Linked DNA regions of Homo sapiens: region 1 is linked to region 2. Evidence: chromatin loops called from intact Hi-C (ENCODE). Cell type or tissue: Caco-2. All regions are shown on one strand. Links, peaks and the distances in the headings refer to the core of each region. The heading gives the core; the rest is flanking DNA.

Evidence for each region. Hi-C counts contacts between places; a loop is a spot of excess contacts. Peaks named below come from ENCODE experiments on the same cell type or tissue, not always from the same donor. Only the 100,000 strongest peaks of a DNase experiment are listed, where the experiment ranks them.
Region 1: it touches region 2 in a loop (8-fold over the local background); 1 of 110 quality-filtered maps calls a loop at or near these places.

What each region holds. Positions count from the first base shown.
Region 1 is chr4:95,402,620-95,413,813 of GRCh38, reverse strand. The region is part of intron 1 of UNC5C (unc-5 netrin receptor C); the gene reads left to right. LOC124900736 (a long non-coding RNA gene) reads right to left here. Exons shown (of 3, transcript XR_007058194.1): 2 at 9,870-9,968. Among named protein-coding and RNA genes, the nearest start is that of UNC5C, 140 kb to the left of the region's middle. In Caco-2, for the core only: no CTCF peak of the experiment used is centred there; a DNase peak (open chromatin) is centred at 4,463.
Region 2 is chr4:95,459,172-95,470,365 of GRCh38, reverse strand. The region is part of intron 1 of UNC5C (unc-5 netrin receptor C); the gene reads left to right. Among named protein-coding and RNA genes, the nearest start is that of UNC5C, 84 kb to the left of the region's middle. In Caco-2, for the core only: no CTCF peak of the experiment used is centred there; a DNase peak (open chromatin) is centred at 5,235.

The sequences.
Region 1 (11,194 bases), core at 1,406-9,405, 56 kb after region 2:
CAGATGACCCAGGTAGCTGCTATAGAATATTTATGTTCTTCTGCTTTCTTGGCTGTTGCAGGGACTTGCAAATAGGCTACGCGGAAATGGTTTCAACTAGTTGAGAGAAACATGTTTTTAATGAACAAGTGTTATTATTTGGAAAGGAACAAAAATGAGGTAGAACACAGTCCCAGAAAACACTTTCCGCAGTCTGTGTAGCTTTCAAACCTTCATTTCCACCACTGGGAAGATGAATTCAGTTGATTATTCTGAATCGTATTATATTCAATAAAGTGCAAAGGTAATAAGACCCTCCATACAAATGTGGCATAATCAGAATAATTAGATGTTAGATGATGCCTGGATGATGAGCTTGATGAATGGCAATTCTGAAAGGGAGTTTGGCCTTCTGTAGGAGATTGCTGGCAGCCAGGCCCCACCATGGGTGGGCCTTGAGAAAGCAAGGCTGAGGAGGCAGCAGGGAAATATAGGTCAGCACTCTTGTGGGCATCTCCAGAGAGCTAGGAAAATCCTGCTTGCGTTGCATTTACAGTGCTATGAGAGATCCTGGAAGCAGAGGAGGAGAGGCCACTGCAGAAAACTGACCAGGGTTTGCCTCAGGATTATGAAAGCAAATTATAACTCCAACAAATCAAGGAAAGCTGTAAATCAGGAGGTTGGAATGTGGCAAGGGCTTTGGCATATGAGTTTGGGGAACTGAGTGTGGTAAAGAGGGAAGGTGAGTTTATCAGAGGGTCACATGGGATTCATTCTTTGCTTACCAATATGTTTTGTACCTGTGAAATAAAAAATTTCCCTCTTGACTTTTGTTCAATTCGCAGAAGTGAAGGAAGTCGAGAGAGAATCCTGGGTATGTAGATGGAAAGTAAGTACTCATGCCAGGGAAAATTAGGAAGCTGACAAAGTTGCTTTAATCCTTCTCTACTGTTCCTGTCCATGCCAGCCTCACCCTTTTGCTACCTGGCCTTTCTCTTACCACCTATTTCTTGCAACGTATGCTCTCCCATTCTTTCTGTTGACAGCGGGAACCCAAAAACTACTTCAGGGTCAGTTGGTGACTCATTGTGTTAACTCTCACAAGAATATTTACATATTAATTGTCTTACATGAATAAGGCAATAAATCATGTATGAAATAAATTGTAAATGGTAGATTTTCAGGCATCAGTAATTTTTTTGTGGGGGAGACAATTGACTTCACACTGTTTCTCATATCATACCAAATCTGGTGACTTCTCAGTGTATTCTTAATATATTCATTTATCCAACAAACATCTATCGAGTGTCCATGATTCTGTGTCAGGCACAGCTCTCAATACTTGAAAAACAACCTCAAGATAAAGGTCAGTTCCTTCAAGGAGCTTCCAGTCTAGGATTGGAGGGGACCTAACATGAGATTGCCATCAAGTGTGAGAAAAGAAAAGCAGGGTCCTTGGAAACCTCCCCTGGCACAGCTGTGCCACACAGAAGGTGTTCAGGGGGCACATTCTTCATGGAAAATACAATATTAATATGAGATTGGAATTTTGTGTGGAGCGATATTAACGTGGTGAAGAGGATTGAGAAGGGTAGTTTGGAGAAGATGGAGAAACAGGTACGAACATTAAAAGGCTTAAAGCAGCACACTCTGGAGAATTACAAGTCAGTTGGCATGACTTGAATGTGAGTGTTGAGGAAGAGAGGAGTAATGACCAGAGATGAGATGAAGAAGCTCACGCAGGACACTATGCCAACCAGGAAGTGGGCATTTATATTGTAAAGAAATAGGTCAGATTTAAAGCAGACACTGACATGACTAGAATTAGGTTTTAGGAAAAAAAAAAAAAAACATTCCACAGCATTATGGAGAAGTGGTGGGAGAGAGTGATGACAAGAGGCCAGGGAAGGCCACTTAGGAGACTCTGGCAGTTGTTAGGCAAGAAATGAGAAGGTCCTTAACGAAGACAGTAGCAGTGGATACAGGCAGGAGAGGGCCGGTTGGAGGGAACACAATGACTAGTCTGAGATCCAGTTACCCCTGCTGAAATCCATCAGAAAAGTTTCAAGTTAATAATTAACTGTATTCTCCTAAATATCACTTAGCCAACTAGTATGATTTTAAATTTACAAAGAAAAGAGATTGCGATCCAATTTATGAATTTCTAATCTGCCTAATTTCCTCCAGTGAAATGCAAGTTTGTACTGCAGTATGTGAATTATTTAAAATACATGCACTTTTCCTGTAGTGTGCAGATTTACGGTTGGATACAAAACAGCCTGATGCTAAACATATGTGAACATTCATTTTTGAAAATCAGGAAACCAGAGAGTTACTATTTCCTGCAGGAACTTCTAAAAGAAACCAAAAAAGTAACATAATGTGCCAGAAAGCTCAAGGGAATGGATAAAGTAAATTGCAAGGTTGGGAAATGTGGCCACCCAAAAGAAGATAACTTTCTCTTTAAAATTCTGCACTATGTACCCCTAATCAGATAGGCTGAGTGACTTACAGAGGATCCTTTGTGGACATCTGAGGGTTTTTTTTGCCCCCTAGACCAAAAACATAAATCTTGTTCCTCTAATAAAGACGTTTCAGGCAGAAAGTTATGATAGTATACTCAATATCTTAAAGTTAGATATGCCAAGACATTGGAAGACATCCATCTTCCCTGTCCTGGTCATTCTCTGGTTTGTCCCGAGGGGCTGTGGCATGTGTTTTCTTTGAAATTTTCAATAACAGATAAGAAAATAATTTCTTTTGGATCATCAGCTTCCCCTGCTGAACTCCTGCTAGGTTGACTTGTAGAGACAATTAAACCAAGCATTTGCCAGTTTAGGTGGACATTGTTATTGCAGCATTTGTCCCTTTCCTGACAAATTACATTATTCCTCTGCCCTCCAAACCATTAGAAGGTCCAGAGGGAACCAGGTGGTGGTGAGGAGGGGCTGATCTCACATTTGTCAACCCTGAGGCAGAGCTAGGCTGAGTGTCCAACTCCCTTTGATTCTGTACACTGGGCGAGCAGGGTGGGGGCTTGATTGGGGTAGGATCCACATTTGAATGCTGTCATTTGCTTCTGAGCAGAAGGCCATCATCTCTAGTGTTCAGAGTGAATGTGATGCCCCCAGATCTGTTCAATAATTGCCCTGATTTCTGCCTGAGGCTTGACTTTCTTCTAGCTAAACGCTGCATCCCCTAACACTCTCCCCCAGTACTAACAAAGTGGCTCTTTCATTCTGCTCTGGGCGGTAGCAGCATCTTTTGCCTGCACTTCAGCTCTGAGTCTGATTCAGCATCACAAACTTCCCTTTGTGAGCATCTCTGACTCCACCCTCTTCTCTTCCTCACTGAAAAATAATGGGGTATTTTAGTGAACGCTGAAACATCTGTTGAATTCTAAAGAAGAGGTGGAGTCTTAAATAAATGTGCATAAGTAAGAGAAGGCAGGTAACCCCTTGGGTGAAATCCATTTGTCTTTTTTCCTTTTTTCTTTTCATTAATGAGACTGGGACCTAGTAGGAGGTATCATGCATTTAGAGTGGTACAGGGACATTACAACCCAGTGGATTAGGGCTGGTTTTAGGAACATGCAGATATAATTAAGAGGTGCATCAGTCCAGGACAACAGTGCCTAACTTCTCTGAAAATCAGCGGTGTCATCTGCAAAGAAGAAGGAGTAATACCCTCCTTACAGGCTGGGGTACAAGTATTATATAATACATAGTAAGGTACTAACATGGCATGCTAAACACCCCAAAATCACTAGCAGTCACTATTTTCATTGCCATGGTTGATTTTCTGCTTACACTGTGATCATCTACTATAAGAGGGTAGAGCCATCAGCCCACTGGGAGATTGGGTGTGGAAACATTGGTTTAACGTTAAGTCAGCTGAGCTACACAAAGCCCCTCATTGATGTCAGGCCAGCCCTAGGCGCACATAGAGGCATACAAGAGCAGCACTGCTTATGCCCTGACAGACATTAGCCTCTTGTGACAGGTGAGGAATGGAGCAGAGCAGATCCTCAAACAAGTCAAGAAATAGATAGAATGCTTGTGAATGCAATGAAGAGGAGAAAGGACTGAGATAGGGAATGGTGGGCAGAGTGGGTGCTTGATTTAGTTTGCCTGGTCAATGAGGGCCTGTCCAAGAGACATATCCCCCAACTGGACTCATAGAGGATATTTTTTTTCAGTACCAAAAAATTGTGCCCACCTTCACTAAGTAGTTGTACTTTTAATATCCATTGATTTGAGGATACATAAAGATAAAAGGCAATTGTGAATGCAATAGAAAGCTTTTACACAAGTGTGTATTTTATTCATCAGAGCAACATTAATGCACATTTGAAAAATAGAGTTATACATATGTGTAGGATATATTCTTGATTCCTTCTGAAGATAATGCTGGATTTGAATTTGGAGTTAAGAATGTGGACATTTTAACCTTATCCTGAGTCCCTTGAACTGTTTGATGTCTGCAGGTTGGGAGTGATGGATGAGAGTGCAAAGATTAGACAGGAAATACAAGAGTCCTGAGTCATATTTTCATTTTTTTTCCTAAAGATAAACAAAGAGCAAAGAAGTCATTTACCTCCTTTGAGTCTTTTTTGTCATTGGAATGAGAATAGTAATGCTTGTTATTTAACCTCCTAATGATTGTGTGAGGTGGAACTAATCTGATAGATAGGAAAGTTCTTGCAAAGCGTTTTGAACTATGTGAGGATAAAGCATTGACAGTGGCTTGAAATAAGAGAATCAAATAATCTAGAATATAAGTCAATTGTTATTTAAAAAAACTAACTTGTCAAACTGTGTACTTCACCTGCCTCTTTGTAAATTCGGATCATGGGTAGCTCTGCTAGCATTGGCTATCTCAGTCTGTTCATTTCTCTAAATGATGTGGGTGTGAGTCAAATCATAGGCTCCCAAGTGAAAGGGGGTATTATTCTCAACCCTCTAATCTTCAGGAAGGTTATTCCATGTTATACTTAAGGTTATACTTACATGCTGTAGATCACCCTTATCTCATATTTGAAGAGAAATGTCTTTCTGTCTTTAAAAATCTCTCTTGTATATATTTTCTGCTCTCTTGTGTATAATGTAAACCCAGAAATAAATTTTTACACATTTTTATATTAGAAATATTTCAGTGCCCTAAGCACAAATATTTCAGTGTATTGAAAGGCCAAACTTGATTCTCTTTCTTATTAAACGGTTCAGTGTTCAGTTAGTATATATCAAATAATACTGACTGTGCTGCTTTTTAATACTTGGTAACAAATGCTTTACTATTGAGAGAGGAAGATTTCCCTTAGAAATCTAACATACAGAAGATGAGCAATTCAAAAAGATTCTATAGTTCATCATGTTTTAATATTTTATATTTAGAATGATTGACTCCAAAGACAAAAGCACTAATGAAAACAGACTGAATGCATTTATGTGATACAGAACAGAAAAGGAAAGTTGCAGGTGAAAAATTTTGGTATCTTATAGACAGAGAATTTTAGCTAGACAATCAGAAGTATTTTCATTTCACAGAAGTCTCAAAAATACTTCCAGCCATTTAAAGCACATAGTAGATTAGATATTTCAGAAGCATCTGAATATCCTATGACAATGAAATATGCTTGCTGCATTTTGTATTCAATTTTTATAAAAATCTGCTTTGAAGTCTTTATTGAATTAACAATTTATTTTAAAATGAATGTATTTAACAATACATTAACAACATAATGGAATTACTTTAATTTATAGATTAAGTAAATGTGTAATATATTTTTACCATAATAGTAAAACATGACATTTTAAAAAGCCAAATAATTCCTTACTAACTGCTGAGCAACCCACTTACTTTTGACTCTAATCATTTCTTCTGGTTTTTACCCAGGTATTCCTAAGTAAAGTGTTTATTCTATTATTCTTAACATTTTTAGCCATCTGTGATTGACTTTCAACTATTGCAAATTGCAATTTCACCCTGTTATGAGCCCTTTTTCCATTCCATATGCTCCCCTCTCCTAGCTGCCCAATACAGTAATATAACGCCTTTTGGATAAATTAGCATTAAGTGTTTACAGCCTCTTGGTTGTACAAATGTTATTTGAAGGTGAATCATCATATTAATTTATTTACTTTCTTGTATGACTTCTTGTTTTAATTGAAGTTAATAACTTGTCTCTTTGTGCCTCTCTCTCTCTCCTCATCCTTAGATTTCTACATACTAAAATTAATGTATCCCTAAGTGCTTCCATAAAATTCCAGAAAAACTACACACATCATGTAATTTGTCTGTTTCTCTTTGGATGCAATCCTTCTGGAGACCCCTGCCCTTTGTCTCAGCTGAGCATGATTGGTTTTAGCTTCAGGAATGTTGAACAAGTGAGGTGTCCACCTGCGATTTCTCTGCCCACTGCCCTGCCTCTACCCTCTCACTTTTACTGTACACCCTCCCGCTTGAAATTCCTCACATCCCATTGTATGTTTTACTCCCCACAGCTGGTGAAACATACCCTTTAGCATCTTCCTCAAAATGAATAAGTAGGTAAAATTTTAGTGCCCTCGTATCCCAAAAAACACCTTTATTCTCTTCATATAGTCAATCGATACTGTGCTGCATATAAAATTCTAGATAAGAGCTTTATAATCTAAAACTTTAGCTTTTAATAACTCATCTTATTTTCATATTCAGTGTTTTTGACAACCTTAATCTGCTATTGTCTACTCTCCCATTCTCTTTGTTCTAGTGTTTGTAGCTTTTCTATTTCTTCACTGGAATTGGGGATTTCAGGAGCAAAGTACAATCATTTTTGTATAATCAATAACTTATACCTCCTTCTTGAAGCCCCTAAAAATGTCCATTTAACATTATGTCTGTTAAGTTTGCCATCTATAACCACTGAATTATTTTGATTTTAAAGGCAAATGTTTGCATTTTTGAGTGAGCATATTTTTAAATCATGAAATTGTTGAAAATATAGTTTGAAGTGAACTAGCTTTTGAAAAATATATAAATTGCTTTTTCTTAACATTTTGAAACCTTAAGATTTGAATCTGAATTTAATTCTCCAGAAGCATATAATGCACTTATTTCTCAGTCTTTGATTTGCTCTATAAATTATACTCAGAAATTTAAACTTGGAAATAAAGAATGAGTAAACGTTGTTAATGAAGTAGAGTGGCTTAAGGGACTGACGGTGAAAGAAATCAGGGGTTTTGACCTAGTTTTGTTATACAACCTATTTTTTTGCCATGTACTGATAAATTTGGACTGTGAATCAAGTCTGCCCTAGTTGCATCCCATATAAGCCCTGCCTAAACTACAGTTGTCAGGTTTCATTTTAGAGAAATGAAATCAGGGATGGACCTAATGGAATCAAACAATAACTTTTCAGATGATGTCAAGGTCTTTGAAAATCCTGCCACGGTACCTATGGATCATGGCACCATCTCCAGGAAGCCCATGCTGTATAATGCAGAACATTAACTGGAGGGGAGGGCACTGCTCACCCAACCCAACATTAGTGCAGATGAAGCACTGCTACAGATGGGAAGCAGAACACTGAAAAGCAGGGACATGGGAAACAGGACCAGTAATTTGGTTTTTCATGTCAGGATGAAGTGAGAAGTCATGGTATTGAGGAGTCAAGAAATATTGAAATCATACCTTTACCTAGCATAAAAGTCGATTTGTTCCTGTTTTTTTCAGTCCTCGTGACATTAAAGCAGTGATCTCAATTTTTTGCTAGTGCCACGGAAAACTCCTAACATTTGTTAATCTTCATTTTTAACAAACAGAGACGCCTTGGACCCCTGGCCTCTGGCAAGCAAAAGAATCTAAGTAAATGATGAAACAGAGTTGTATGTTCATTTCACATTATGGTAACCTATTGATGACAGTTGATTCTGATTTCCATTTACTGTGATGACATACAGTTTCCTCTTATAATAAATGTGCTCAGTAAAAACATTAATACATTTCAAAGAAAATATTCACAAATAATAGTAAAGGCAGTGAGAAAATATATCAGAAATTGTGAGCCTGGTGCACACACAGCTAACGTGTGGGAAGTTCAGGCACGCAGCAATAAAACAGGAGACCTGGACTTCGGTTCTGTCCATGGCAAATATATGACCTGGGCAGTTCATGTAACTTTTATTTGCTTCTACTTCCTCATCTAAAATGAGGAGTCAGCTCAGATCTCTTAATAAACCCCTTATATTTCTTAAATGTTGAGATTTCAAGGATTTTCTTTGCGCTTAATATAGGCACAGGTTGTTTTGGGTTCGCAGCAACTAGCAAGGAGGAAAAGATCATGAAGCAGCTGATGATAACCACCCAGGTCATCCCCCTGAGGATCACTGGAATGATAGAATAACAGACTAACTGTCTCATAGAGCTTTAGAGCTTATAGTGAAAAGGAAGAGCTCTTTGATTCCCCTCACAGGGCCACAAGACGTGTGACAGAGGTGTGGCTCACCTGTTCAGTGCTCCCACCACTCAAACCCCTTCCGTGAGGGGGAGTATGCAGATGGGCACATGTAGAGGCCGGGGCGAGTACTTTGGGCTCCAGCTCTGCAGTAGTGTCTAGGGGTGGGTGCCTGCAACCCGAGAGTTACAAAGCTCTTTCACCTTTGCTGTCCTCAGATGGCTTGAATGTTAACGGGCTCAATGGACGCTCTGCCTTTTTGCAAGAGCAGAGGGCCAATATGATGCTTTCTGTACCCCAAGCTCTTGTCCAGCATCCCGGAAGATTCGGGTCACACACTCGAAGAATGAATGCAAGGTTTTATTGAGCAGTGGAGGTAGATTTCAGCAGGATGGATGGGAAGCTGGAAGGGGGGCATGGAGTGGGAAAGTGATCCCCCACAGGAGTCGGGCCTCCCACTGGCTAAACTCCTCTTCAACTGCCCCCAGCCAGACTCCTCTCGGCGTTCAGATCTTCCTCCTTTTCTCCCTTTCTCTGCCACGTTGTTCCACCATCCATCTGCTGATCTGCTGGCTTGCTGCTCTGCTCCGAAGTTTGGGGTTCAGGGTTTATATGGGTGCAGGATAGAGGGCATGGTGGGCCAAATGGCAACTTTTTGGGTACAAAACCAGAAATTCCTGTTCTCATTTAGGGCCGCAGATATACAGGCTTGAGGGTGAAGCCTTTGCCAGAGAACCACCCTCTTGTATCTGTATTTCCCTGTGTCCTGTCCACATCAGTAGCACTCTTAGAGATCATTAAGATGAATTCTCCCTGCCAACACTCATTTAATAAATGAGAAAACAAGTGTCCCAGAGAACGTATGTGGCCCATTATTATACAGTTGAATAGTAACAGGCAAAAAACTATTTATATCCATGGGCTTTGGCCTAGAACCCTGGCTCCACTTTGGTTCTCTTCATTGCATATCATTATGGCCTTGGAATATGATTTTCCTGACCTTATAATGCTTTTAAAAAGGGAGAGCGATACCTGGGTGCTGATTTTTTTTTAATCCAGTACTTTCAGAAATGAAATGAGTTTCATCAATACCAGCAGCTAATCAAAATAACTCAGGGCTACTTTTGTTTCTGACATACTTTGGGTAGTTTTGTCCAAAAATATTCTATTTCCCTTTGATGGTTAGATCTAACTGAAATGTGGGATATACCTGGACCTCTCCCCAAGAACGTTGTGAAAATAAGCAGCAATTATAAATGGCTTAAGAATTGTATACAGTTGCATTATTAATTTATGTTTTTTGTCCATTGGTGATATAAAATAAAAGCGATTCTTTTCAAAAAAAATGGAAGAGAAGAAAGTTTACATGCTTTTTGGTTTTTCCCTCCCAGGCCTTTAGAGTCTATTGACTGTTCATCAATTTAATTATTGTGTTATGTATGTCTAATGTACTCACCACACAGGAGGCTAAGTAGTTTCCTTCCCCCAAGGTAGCTTTCAATGGCTGGAAAACGATCCATCTGTGAGCCACACTGGCCTCTTCGGAAATACCCTCCTATTGATTACAAGAGAGAATTGTAAAAGATTATTCAAGAGACACTACTGAGGAAACATATCAGTGTTACTTTAATTATGACCTAAAGCAAATTCTTGAAACAAGGATTGAACAAGATCCACAGAGCACCGAAGAACTGTGCAGTGGATGAGTAAGCCAGATAGAGATGGACAAAGACCAGAGGAGATGCACTTGGGAAATGGTAATCCATCTGTAGCTGCTACGAATATGGAAAACATCTATTTATTTTATTTCAATAATAAAGGTATTATATTTAAAATATTTACAATGGCTCCCAAAGTGGGGCAAGGTTTTGAAAAGTAGCAGAAATAAAGTGAAAGTATTAGCAGGTATTTATTGAGTACTATTGACTTCCCTGAAATGAAACTTTCAGTGGCCTCCTGCTGTCTATCAAATGAAAAGCCTTCTTGTCATCTCCACACTGAGCTGGTTCCCAAGTGTGACTCCCAGCTACTGAGCAGCAGCGGGGTTCCAGCTCACCTGTCCTGTTCAAGAACATGCCCGAGATTGCTCTACCAACATGAGTTTGCTCAGGCTGTTTCTTCAAATGTTCTTCTCCCAGCAGATTCCAGTTTCTGCCTTTGGGATTTCAATAATACTCAGAGGCTTATTTCATGGCCTTACTCTGAAAAGCCTCTCCTGATTATCTCAAGTAGATGCAAGCTTTTTCTCTTTTTTTATTTTTATTGCCTACCACACTTATTCCTTGTTCTACTTAGTAATTACTGGCCCACGTGTCTAATTTTCTCTTTCTTCCCCCAAGACTGTGAAGTTCTTGACATCCTATGGAACATAGCAGTAATTTATACTCATCAAATTGAAAAGATATCTTAAACACCTTACAATGTATTTTTAAAGAAATAGTATCTCATACATGAAAAAGTGAATCACTGAAAATTCAGATCACTGTTAGGACCATAGAAGAAATGTCTCAAAGAGACTTATTAGTTTCTTAATTTAGAATAAAGGGAGCAATCTCTTTAGACTAGGGGACTCTAAAGAAATTGCTGCCAAGGAACTAGGATTTAAAATAGATTTAGAAAGGTTTAGCTAATTGCAGATAATAATCTAGAGAAATGGCATGGGCTAAAGTGTAGAGGAGGAAAGTATAGGCTGCAATCAAGAGACATAGTTGCTAAATGTGTGTTATAGCATATTTATATAGTGATAGAGGGTTGCTATAGCTTGCAAAATATTTTTCTTTA
Region 2 (11,194 bases), core at 1,549-9,548:
TTTTAAAATACATTTGACCCTTGAACAACATGCGTTTGAACTAAGTGGGTTAACTTATACTTGGATTTTTAAAAAATAAATATATGGAAAAACATTTTTGGAGATTGTAGCAATTTGGAAAACATTGCAGGTGAACTCGAGTAGCCTAGAAATGTAGAAAAAATTAAGATAAAGTTAGGTATGTAATGAATGTAAAAAGTATACATACATACTAGTCTATTTTATCATTTACTATCATAAAATATACACAAACCCATTCGAAAAACATAAAATATATCAAAACTTATGTGCACAAATACAGTCTGTGCATAGTACTATTTGCAATCCAAAGAAATGTAAACGAACATAAAGATGCAGTATTAAATAATAGCTGCATAAAATTCACCTTAGTACATACTGTAATAATGGTGTAGCCACCTCCTGTTGCTATTGCAGTGAGCTCCAGTGTTAAAAGATCCACTAAAAACACTCTTTGATGCTATTTATATCTGCATGAGCAATTTGTCTCTCCAGTAAATTGTGTACCACGGTAAAAGTGATGTCTCTGGGTTCCCACATGTTTATTTTCTTGTTTAGTGCAATACAGTAAACTTTGATTAACACCATGGGACCTACATGAAGTGCCACTAGTAATGCTGAAAGTGCTCCCAAGAAGCAGAAAAAAAGTCATGACATTACAAGGAATAGTTGACTTGCATGATATATACCATAGCTTGAGGCCTGCAGCTGCAATTTCCCATCATTTCAAGATAAATGAATACAGTTTAAGGACGATTGTAAAAAAAAAGAAAGGAAATATGTGAAACCGTCACTGCAGTTATGCTAGCAGGCATGAAAACCTTGTACTTTTTGCAAAATACATTTTTATCTTGTACTGAAAATGCAGCCTTTATGTGGGTGCAGGGTTATTATAAGAAAGGCATACTTTTGACTCACATATGATTTGAGAAAAAAATGAAGACATTGTATGACAACCTAAACCAAAAGGAAGGTGAAAGATCTGAAGCTGAAGAATTTAATACCAGCAAAGGATGGTTCGATAATTTTAGAAAGATTTTAAATGTCAAGATAACAGGAGAAGCAGCTTCAGTTGACCAGGTGGCAACAGTGTCCAGACTCCATTAAGAAAATCATTGAGAAGAAACAATATCTGCCTGAACAAGTTTTTAATGCAGGCAAAAGTGACCTAGTCTGGGAACGAAGAAATGCCGCAAAAGAAATTTACTGGTAAGGAAGAGAAGTGAGCTCCAGCAATTAAGGGAGGGAGGAATAGGCTAACTCCAGTTTTTCACGCAAATGCAGTCAGGGTTATGACTGGAACTGCCCTTATCTATAAAGCAGTTAACCCCTGATCCTTGAAGGAAAAAGAAAAACATCAGCTGACAGTCTTTTGTTTGTAAACAATAATGCCTGAGCAAAGAGAACCCCTTTTGTGAATTGGTTTCACTGATGCTTTGTCCCTAAAGTCAGGAAGTACCTTGCCAAAAAGGGACTGCCTTTTAAAGTTCTTTTTTTATTGAACAATGTTGCTGGCCACCCAGAACCCCATAAGTTCAACACCGAAGGTGTCAAAGTGGTCAACTTGCCCCCAAACACAACATCTGTAATTCAGTCTCTAGATCAGGTGTCATTAAGACCTTTAAGGCTCATTAAACATAGTCCTCTATGGTAAAGATTGTCAATGATATGGAAGAGAACCTCCATAGAGAGAACATTATAAAGGTTTGGAAGAATTACACCATTGAATATGCCATCATTGTTATAGAAAAAATCCTGAGAGCCATCAAGCCTCAAACAGTAAATTCCTGCTGGAGAAAACTGTGCCCAGATGTTGTACATGACTTCACGGAATTTATGACAGAGCTAATCAAGGAAATGATGAAAGATATTATGGATATAGCAAAAAAGATGGAGGGTAAAGCATTTCAAGATATAGATCTTGGAGAAATTCAATAGCTAATAGCCACCATGCCAGAGAAACTAACAGAAGAGGACTTGATGGAGATGAGCACTTCCAAACCAGTGCCAGATAATAAAAAAAGACAGAGAAGAAGCAGTACCAGAAAATAAGTTGATATTAGACAATCTAGCAGAAGGGTTCTGATTATTCAAGGCTGCTTTTCACTTCTTTTACAACATGGATCTTTATGTGATATGAAACTAAAGCAAATGGTGGAAGGAAGATTGGTACTTTATACAAAAGTTTTAAAGAAATGAAAAAACAAAAAAAAAAAAAACCCAAAAAACAGATATTATGATGTATTTCAGTAAAGTCCGCCAAGTATGCCTTCCTCTCCTGCCTCCCTTTCACTTCCTCCACCTCTGCCACCACCCTTGAGAGACTACAAGACCAACCCCTCCTCATCCTCCTGCTCCTCAGCCACATGAAGAAAATGAGAATGAAGACCTTTATGATGATCCACTACCTATTAATGAGTAGTAAAGATATTTTCTCTTCCTTATGATGCTCTTAATAATATTTTCTTTTCTCTAGCTTTCCTTATTGTAAAAATACAGTATAAAGTATATATAACATACAATATATGTGTTAATTGACTGTTTATGTTATTGGTAAGGCTTCCAGTCACCAGTAGGCTATTAGTAGTTAAGATTTGGAGAATGAAAATTTATTCTCAGATTTTTGGCTATGTGAAGGGTTGGTGCCCCCTAAGCCCAGCATTGTTCAAGGGCTAACTGTATTGACCCTTCCTAAGAGACTTTCCTGGAATCAATACTTTTATGCAGTGACTATGCAGACACAGGGCATCATTTACCTTTCAAATAATTTCACGCTCTTATTTCTTATCTTTGGAATCCATGTAGTAATTTTCATTAACTACAGAAAATGTTGCCACATAATGATGATTGTAACTTCCAGTGATAATGTGAAAAGAAAATATATGCATGCTGCAAGGGTTGTGCCTGCTTCTCCCAGCCCCATTCTCTCTCTCTGTTTTTATCTGTGGGTTGATCTTTATATGTTTCTCTCTCTCCCTCTGCACACACACACTGATTGCATTTCCTGTTGTTCTATTCCTTCTCTATCTTCCAAAAAAAGTGATTGCATTCATTATCTATTGCTGCGTAACAAATTACCCCAACATTTAGCAGCTTAAAACAAAAACATTGGTCATTTCAACACTGGTTCTGAGGGTGGGGAATCTAGGAGTAGCTTAGATAGTTGGCTCTAGCTCAGAATCTCTCATTAGAGAGCAGTTAACCTGTCAGCAGGGGCCAGAGCCATCTGAAAGCTTGACCAGGGCTGGAGGATCTGCTCCCAAGTTGTGTCAGTCCTGTGGCTGTTGGCAGGAGGCCTCAGTTTCTCATCATGGCTCGAGTGTCATCATTACATGACAGCTGGCTTCCATGGAGCAAATGATCTAACACAGAGCAAGGTGCAAGCAGGAAGCCACAGTACCCTTTATTACCCACTCTCTAAAGCTGCACACCATTAGTAGTGAGTCACTAGATCCAGGCCACACCCAATGGGAATGAAGTTAGACTCCACCTCTTGAATGGCTAAATGACGTCGTATCAAAGAAATATGGACACACCTTAAAATCACCATCTTTCTTAAGAAAGAAAATATCTCTGGTCACTTCAATAACACTATAATGTGATTTATGAATGGCTTTTAAAAGTAAAACAATGAGTATCTCCTTTGAGGCCTGGGATTTTTTTTTTCTCGTATTCACCCTATGTCCATAGCTCAACTCAAGCATAGAACCTGGCAGATAGTAGCTGGTACTGAACAACTATAGCATTAATTAATTAATTAATGTCTTCAAATGCTGGGATATGTTTTCTAAACACTTGGAGTTTTACTACCAACATTTGCTCCTCTTGCTCTGCTTCTAATAATGTTAAACAGGGGAAAATGGAATTGAGGGTATTTATTCCTTTAATTAAAGATTGATTTAAAAAGTTACAAGCATCATAATTTATCTCTTAATTACTGTCCAAATGTATGTGAAGTTTATATGTAGTTTCATATATGTTGATTATCTGCTTTTAGAAGTCTTGTTTATTGTCTGTTACCTTCACTAGATTTTAAGCTCCGCAACGGCCAGGATTTTTGCCTATTTTGGGTAAGGCAGTATCCCCAAACTATGACATTGTGTGACTCTATGAGTAGGTACTCTATGAATGTTTATTAAATGAATTAATTAAAATTTTCACTAAGCTAAGGATGTCAGAACCTTGTCATTTGCAGGGATTTTGCTTAGACAATTATACATTGTCATACTTACTTGGAGATCTTCAAAATCCCTCTCCTTTTTCTCTGGGCTGAAGACTTCAGCATTAAAAACATATGATTGAAACACATACTTATTGCTGTTGCCAGTATACAGGCTCATCAGAATGACCAGGTTTACTTGACTAGCTTGTCGCTATATACCTTGGAAAGCATAGGGTAAGATAATGGGCAGAAAATCTCTACAGTCAAAGTATGGCAAAGAAAAGCTCTGAATATTGGTGAAGATAGAAAACATGTTCCAAGGCCCGGGCAGGAGTGCAGAAAGGAGAAAGGTCACTGGGGAAATTGCTTGTTTGTAATACCAGTCCTGAAATTAGAAATGAAATAGCATGTGCAAATCCAAACTTTTTTTTAACCTGACTGCTTTGGATCCATCTGTGTATTTTGTCATCATTAGCTTTTCTAATTTCTAGGATACAAATTGCTGTAGATCCTAAAATAAGCTACTGAATATTCTCTATTCATTTTTACGCACCCCATATGTTACCCAAAATGATGGGCAAATCTACCTTAAAGAACCACCAAATCTGTTCAGAAAGGATGGCACTGGGAGAAAGACTATTTGGCTTTCTTCCTACATGGAAGAAAAGAAACACCTCCAGAGGAGCTAGGACATTTTGTGAACCCTACACGATATTGTAGCATAACACAATGATTCAAATACTTGTCAAGTTCAAAGTGACTTTAGAGACTACATATTCTAACCTCCCCTTACAACATTAGATAATTTGGATAATTTTCCACTTCAAGTATGTCAACACGATGGTTTTGATGATTGCACTTCTTTTGTTCCTACTTTAGAGATGGGAGGGACTGGCTGCAATATACCTTGAGAGGCTATCCCCTGGCAGGGATTAGTCATGTTAGGAGTCTCTTCAAAATAACTCATCTGCTTCCCTTCCTCAGCATTCCTCTGTCTTTGTGGCTGTTTGTTTTAAATTTTTTATTGTTTACTTAACATAGCCTGCAAGTGACCCATACGGTATTCATTTGGAACGATGCGCCTTAGTGAGGCTTTTTATGACACCCTGCAGATGTTAGGCAGCAGTCCCACGGTTCTCACCATCACTGGGGACACACGTTCAGCCTGGATCATCTCTCTGTGAAAAGCTCCACAAGAATATCTTTTTCATTATTTAACACCCACTTGTCGTATTTTATTTGAACATTTGATCTTCAGGTTCACTTATTTAGCCCAAAGTGAAAATGTAGCACCTAATACCGTTCTAAAAACTAGTAAATGTTCTAAGTTCTGAAAATGGGAAAGAATTATGATTTTTCATAAAGTTTCAAAACTTACATGAGGTATAGGTGGGAATACACCCTCAGGTTGAAACAAAAGCCTATTAGAAACTTTTTTCATGCTCATGATAAGAAAATAAGACAGTGATTTGTTTACAAAAATCATACAAATAATTCTCAAAAGCCATTTTGGTTACAAATAGATATGAAATTATTTATAATTAAGCAATCTATGATGTTCGGAAATTATCATCGGTAAAATGTTATCCTCTATTTAATTATGCATTCTTGTTGATAATGCATAAATCCCTGTGATTATGTTCTTAAGTTAAGGAATTTAAAATAGCTCTATTTTAGATGCTCCTACTTTTCTGACTTAAAAAAAGCCTTTCGTATACCAACCAGGATACCATCCAATAACAATTCCTAAAGCTTGGAAACTTCTCTAATCAGACTCTTCTTAATGACGCTGTTCTCAATACTTGTCATTTTTAATTGTAGATGGCAAAAACAGCAGTAGCAATTTCATTTCTGTAGGAACCAATTCATTATTATGCAGCCTGCCAATGATGCTCTTGTTCCAACTCCTCCCAGCATGCCAACTTAGCCTTCACCAAATATTTTTCCTTTAAAAGTAAAACAATACAGAGCTTTTGAGTGAGTCTTGTGGTGTGGTTCAGTATCAATAGTTTCCAAATCGATTTTATTGGATCAAGAAAATGAGATGTTTCCCTCCATCTACATATCCAGCACCTTTCTGTTACGTAATAGAAATGGTACCTTGTGAATAATATTGTTCCTTATGTCATTCTTTCAGCTTACGCAAAAGTATTTATACCGTTGTATTTCATTTTGCACTTCCTGAGAAGACTGGTTTACAGTAAAGATACGCAGTTATTTTATTAAAATGCTTCATTATTTAAGGTGAATACTGGTGACTTAATAATAGTTGGAGAGTTTAAAAATACTAAGGACAGAAACCTCTTTGTGTTCACATATCTTTTGCCCTCTCTAGACTGTTCCTAGGGGGCAAGACCTGTTTCTTATTCATCTTTGTATATGGAGTACCCAATACAGTAGGTTGAAAATAAGGAGTCAACAGTTCTATTGAATAAATGAATTGATGGTTAAATGGATATAAATGTTGCTAAAAGTCATATGCTGAGATTTGCAGTGTTCTGAGATTTACATTTACAATAATCTGAAAATTAAAATACCCTACTATTTTGATACCTTCTCTTTTCTTCTTTTTTCTCTTTTGTCTCACAAGTCATGTTAACTAAAGCAGGTTACTCATAGATTTTTACTAGGAAGATGTTTCAGACCTGAAACCCCCACGTTTCCTCCTCTGGCCATCTGCTCTGTGCTCTGCTTTCCATTAGGATGGGTTCATTTTCTGCCTCATGGTTTGGACTCTGAGCCTCAGTCTCTGCTTGTGCTTCGTTCAGTGTTCACCATTCATGGCATGGTTGGGCTTCTTACCCTTTAAATCAGGAGAGCCTGGCATCTTCCTAAGCTGAGACTGCTCTTACCACGACTTCTTCCTGAACGCCCTTCCTCTTAGCGGCAGAGCCTTCTTGTTCTCCCTGTTAGGGATGTGTCCACATATTCAGCGGCTCTGCAGTCCCCGCAGCCACCCGTCTGCGGGTGTAGGTCACAGTTAGGCACTGCAGCCTGGCTGACACTCCAATCACTGGCCATATTCATCAGCCCTTTCTTTAGTGCTCTATGTGGCTAGAAGCCTGGTTTTTCTCCAACATGAAAGCCCGGTGTTTAGTTAGTGGAGAGAGCACAGCATGTTTGAGGGCGGCAGCTGGAAGACTACCTTCCCCACCAGAAACAGATCAAATGGTCATTTGAGATATTTCCAGGTTTCCTTGTTTAAAAGGCAGACAGATCAAAGACACTGTCACCCTCAAAGATTTGAAGACTAGCAGAGCAGCCTCAAGGCCATCACCCCCTCATGACCCCTAACTGTTCACTGTTTGTGGTGACTTTGCACTATGTGATCTGCCTGTCTACCTTAATCAAAGGATCTAGAGAATCAAATACTAGTACACTTAGTATTCTGTCTTGAATATCAACAAGAATAGGGCCATTTGTTAGTTATTTGAATACACTGGAAGAAAGTAATCTGCATATGTTGTTTTTAAATTTGCTACATAAACCCAGGACACATGCTAGTGATGGTTGTAGTTTCTATATTTTATTTTTAGGAAATGTCTAAAACATTACAGCAGTTAAGTCTTATTTCATTCAGAAAGCTTTATCTGACTTTCCCTTAAAACCGAATTACCTCCTGTATGTTGCCATATTACAAGAAGTTACCCTAGAACTAGGCATTTCTCCTGAAATTTTCATTTTTATAGTCAGGGTTAACTTGACTATATTCTGCACTAGAGTGATTTTAGGCTGATAAGGTCCTTTATGAGCAGAGGATGGATCTTATTTATAATTTTTACCCGTAATATCTAATATAGCACCTGAAACAAGTTTACCACTCAGTAAGTATTTCTTGAATTTGTTAGTATAAATTCCTAATGTACATTGTGCTCTTGTCCTGTGACTAGTTTGAATGTCCCATTTTTTTGTTGTCTACATTTATAACTATTTACTGTATATCTACTTTGGTATAATATGTGTACACATACATATGTCAAACAGAAGATATTTAGAAAGAGAAAGGGGGGGAAAGTGAGCATTGAGGAAATGTTTTGCCCATGCGGTAATGGTTAAAAAACAGCAATGGATTTTCTTGAACGCGGTTATATTTTATGGTATTTCAGCATATAGCCTTTTCTCTATTCACTCACCTAAAAAAAAACCCAAGGCTCTATCAACTTGATTGAGGAAAGGATTGTGGGAATCACTAAAAAGATAAAAAGTCAATAAATAGTTCCAACTGCCAATCATATAACCACAAGATAAAAAAAGAAAATCAAAACAGGCAAATACATGTTTCATTTTATTTGGGTAAATTTCCACATATGAAAGAATATCTTGGGTTAGCAGGGAAAGCAATCTGACTTTACCAGCAGCTTTGCAAGCATGGTCACTATCATCGCCACGCATCACCTCTGATTGACTTCCTGCTTGCTACCAGGTTCGGTTGGTGCTGGATTAGAAAACACAGAGTTTGAGCAGTGCAACAGCATGCTGCCGGTGGGCTTGCCAAATTAAAGCCCCAAGCCCAGGGTTGTCATTGTTGTTATTTTCATAGAAAAAGACTAAGGATAATGTAACAGAAACAATTCAAATGGCCAGAAAATATAGGAAAATGTGTCTTTGTTAACAGTTAATTCTATTAATCAGCTTGAGATATTTGTAAGGTAAAATTGAAATGGTATTTAGATTAGTGTAAATACTTGATTCTCTTGTTTGGATTGTAATTGTATTTTAGACAAGCCAACAATAATTTATAATTTTACTTTGGGAATATTTTTCTAATTATATTTGATTACAATATGTTCACAATACAGTATTTTAGTAACAGAGCATAACATCTTCTTTTTTTGATTTCTCTCCTTTGTCATCTATTCAACTTGCTCTTGCCTTGTGCTTCATGTTGGAAAAGGACTGTATCACATCTTAACTTCATGGGAAGAATCAATCAAACATTAAGTGAATTATTATACATTGCATGCCTTGCACTATCCTTGGAGGAAAAAGATACTTTGCATTAAGAAGTCTTCCCTTCAAGTCTTTCTGAAAAAGTAAATGATCTATTTATATCTTCAGAGTACTTAACTAAGCAGAATAACTATCATTGTCAATAATTTAAAATTATGATTTATGAACATGTTCTACAATAATAAAATGTTTGTAGAATTTAATATGCCAAAATATCAGAAAATATTTTAAACCATCCATTGTGCCTACATAGAAAGTATGCTATTTATAATTTTTGTGAATAATAAGCATCTTTCATATACCTATGTGGCAGTTAGAACTCTAGGATGGACCACATGATGGCTTCCTCCTGATATACAAACTCTGTGTAATCCTATCCCAGTAATAGTGGGTGGACCCAGGAATGTGATGAAGTATCACTCCCATGGTTATGTTACATTGTTTGTCAAAAGGGATTTTGTAGACATAATTAAGGTTCATAAACAGTTGACACTGTGTGTATTAGTCTGTTTTCACATTGCTGATAAAGACATACCTGAGACTGGGTAATTTATGAAGAAAAAGACGTTTAATGGACTTACAGTTCCACATGGCTAGGGACGCCTCACAATCGTGGCAGAAGACAAAAGGCATGACTTACATGGTGGCAGGCAAGAGAGAATGAGAGCCAAGTGAAAGGGGTTTCCCCTGATAAAACCGTCAGATCTCGTGGGACTTATTCACTACCATGAGAACAGTATGGGGGAAACCGCCCCCAGTATTCAGTTATCTCCCAGCAGGTCCATCCCACAGCATGTAAGAATTATGGGAGCTACAATTCAAGATGACTTTTCGGTGTGGACACAGCCAAACCACATCACTGTGTTGGACAAAAGGAAGATAAGCATGTTGCTAACTATTTAAGTTATTGCTTAGAGAAAAGTTATTATTAGAATGGCTATTTAAAATTTAGTATTATGAATTCATACATATACATGGATAGACTTCTTGAAAATTCAAGTTATAAAGAAATACGAAAAACACCAAAAAAAAAAAAAACACCACATGGACAGTTCCATCCACCAACAAGAGCATAAAATGCAGTTACCCACAGACAATCCCAGTGGAGGTACTTGCTGGTAACTTGTGACTCCTACTCCTTTTTAAAAGTGCTGTTTTCTTCTATTTGATTCAAAGAAAAATTTATTTCCACAAGAAATAACTGGAATCTGAATTAAGTACCTGTCAGTATATTTTGATTCTCGCTATTATCAATAATAATCTGTTGCCATTTAAAATAATGCATAAGTGCTTAATGTTATAGGAATTATATTTCATGCACATTCTTAATCCATGAGTGAGTGACAAATATGCTATATATTTATAAAATTATGAAGAATACTTGTTTCAAACTTATGGTAATGATATTATCATAATAAATGAGTGCTATTCTATAATGAGAGCCTTTTAGGGAAATTCTTTTAGGCCATTCTGGGATCATGTGGTGAACCACCTTTAGAATGACATTCAAGTCTCCCTGTTTTGAAGAAGTTGGAACCTATACTAACTGCTCTTCCTCTAACTATGTTGTCCTTGATAAAACAGTCTTTTGCCCCATTGTTCAAATATTTATAACTTACAAAAAAGTTTATCAAATCCACTGCATTGAATTGGCTTGTAATTATAGTCTATTGTATACATTGATTGCATTTTTTCCATCTACAATGTGACTTATGAGTCTGATATAGTCTCAGTCAATTACATGTGTATAATCATTATTGAACCAAAATAGACAATGGCAGGTCTGGAGCCAGTCTAGTCTGATACCTTAATGGGCCTTTAGAGACTTTTAATACACTGACTACTGGAATAATAGTCAGTCTACTGAATGACTTTGTATATTTTGATTTTTTTAAACTCTTGAGGTACAAAAGAAAGTTCTTAGAGGAAGGAACATTAAGAGTAACAATCACAATGCCATATGAAAATACTTGAATTCCAGATGTACTTGACTATGCTCCACATAGGAAGCGATGAGCAATTTGAAAAGAAATTTAAGAGTTGCTTATATTTGGAACCACTGTA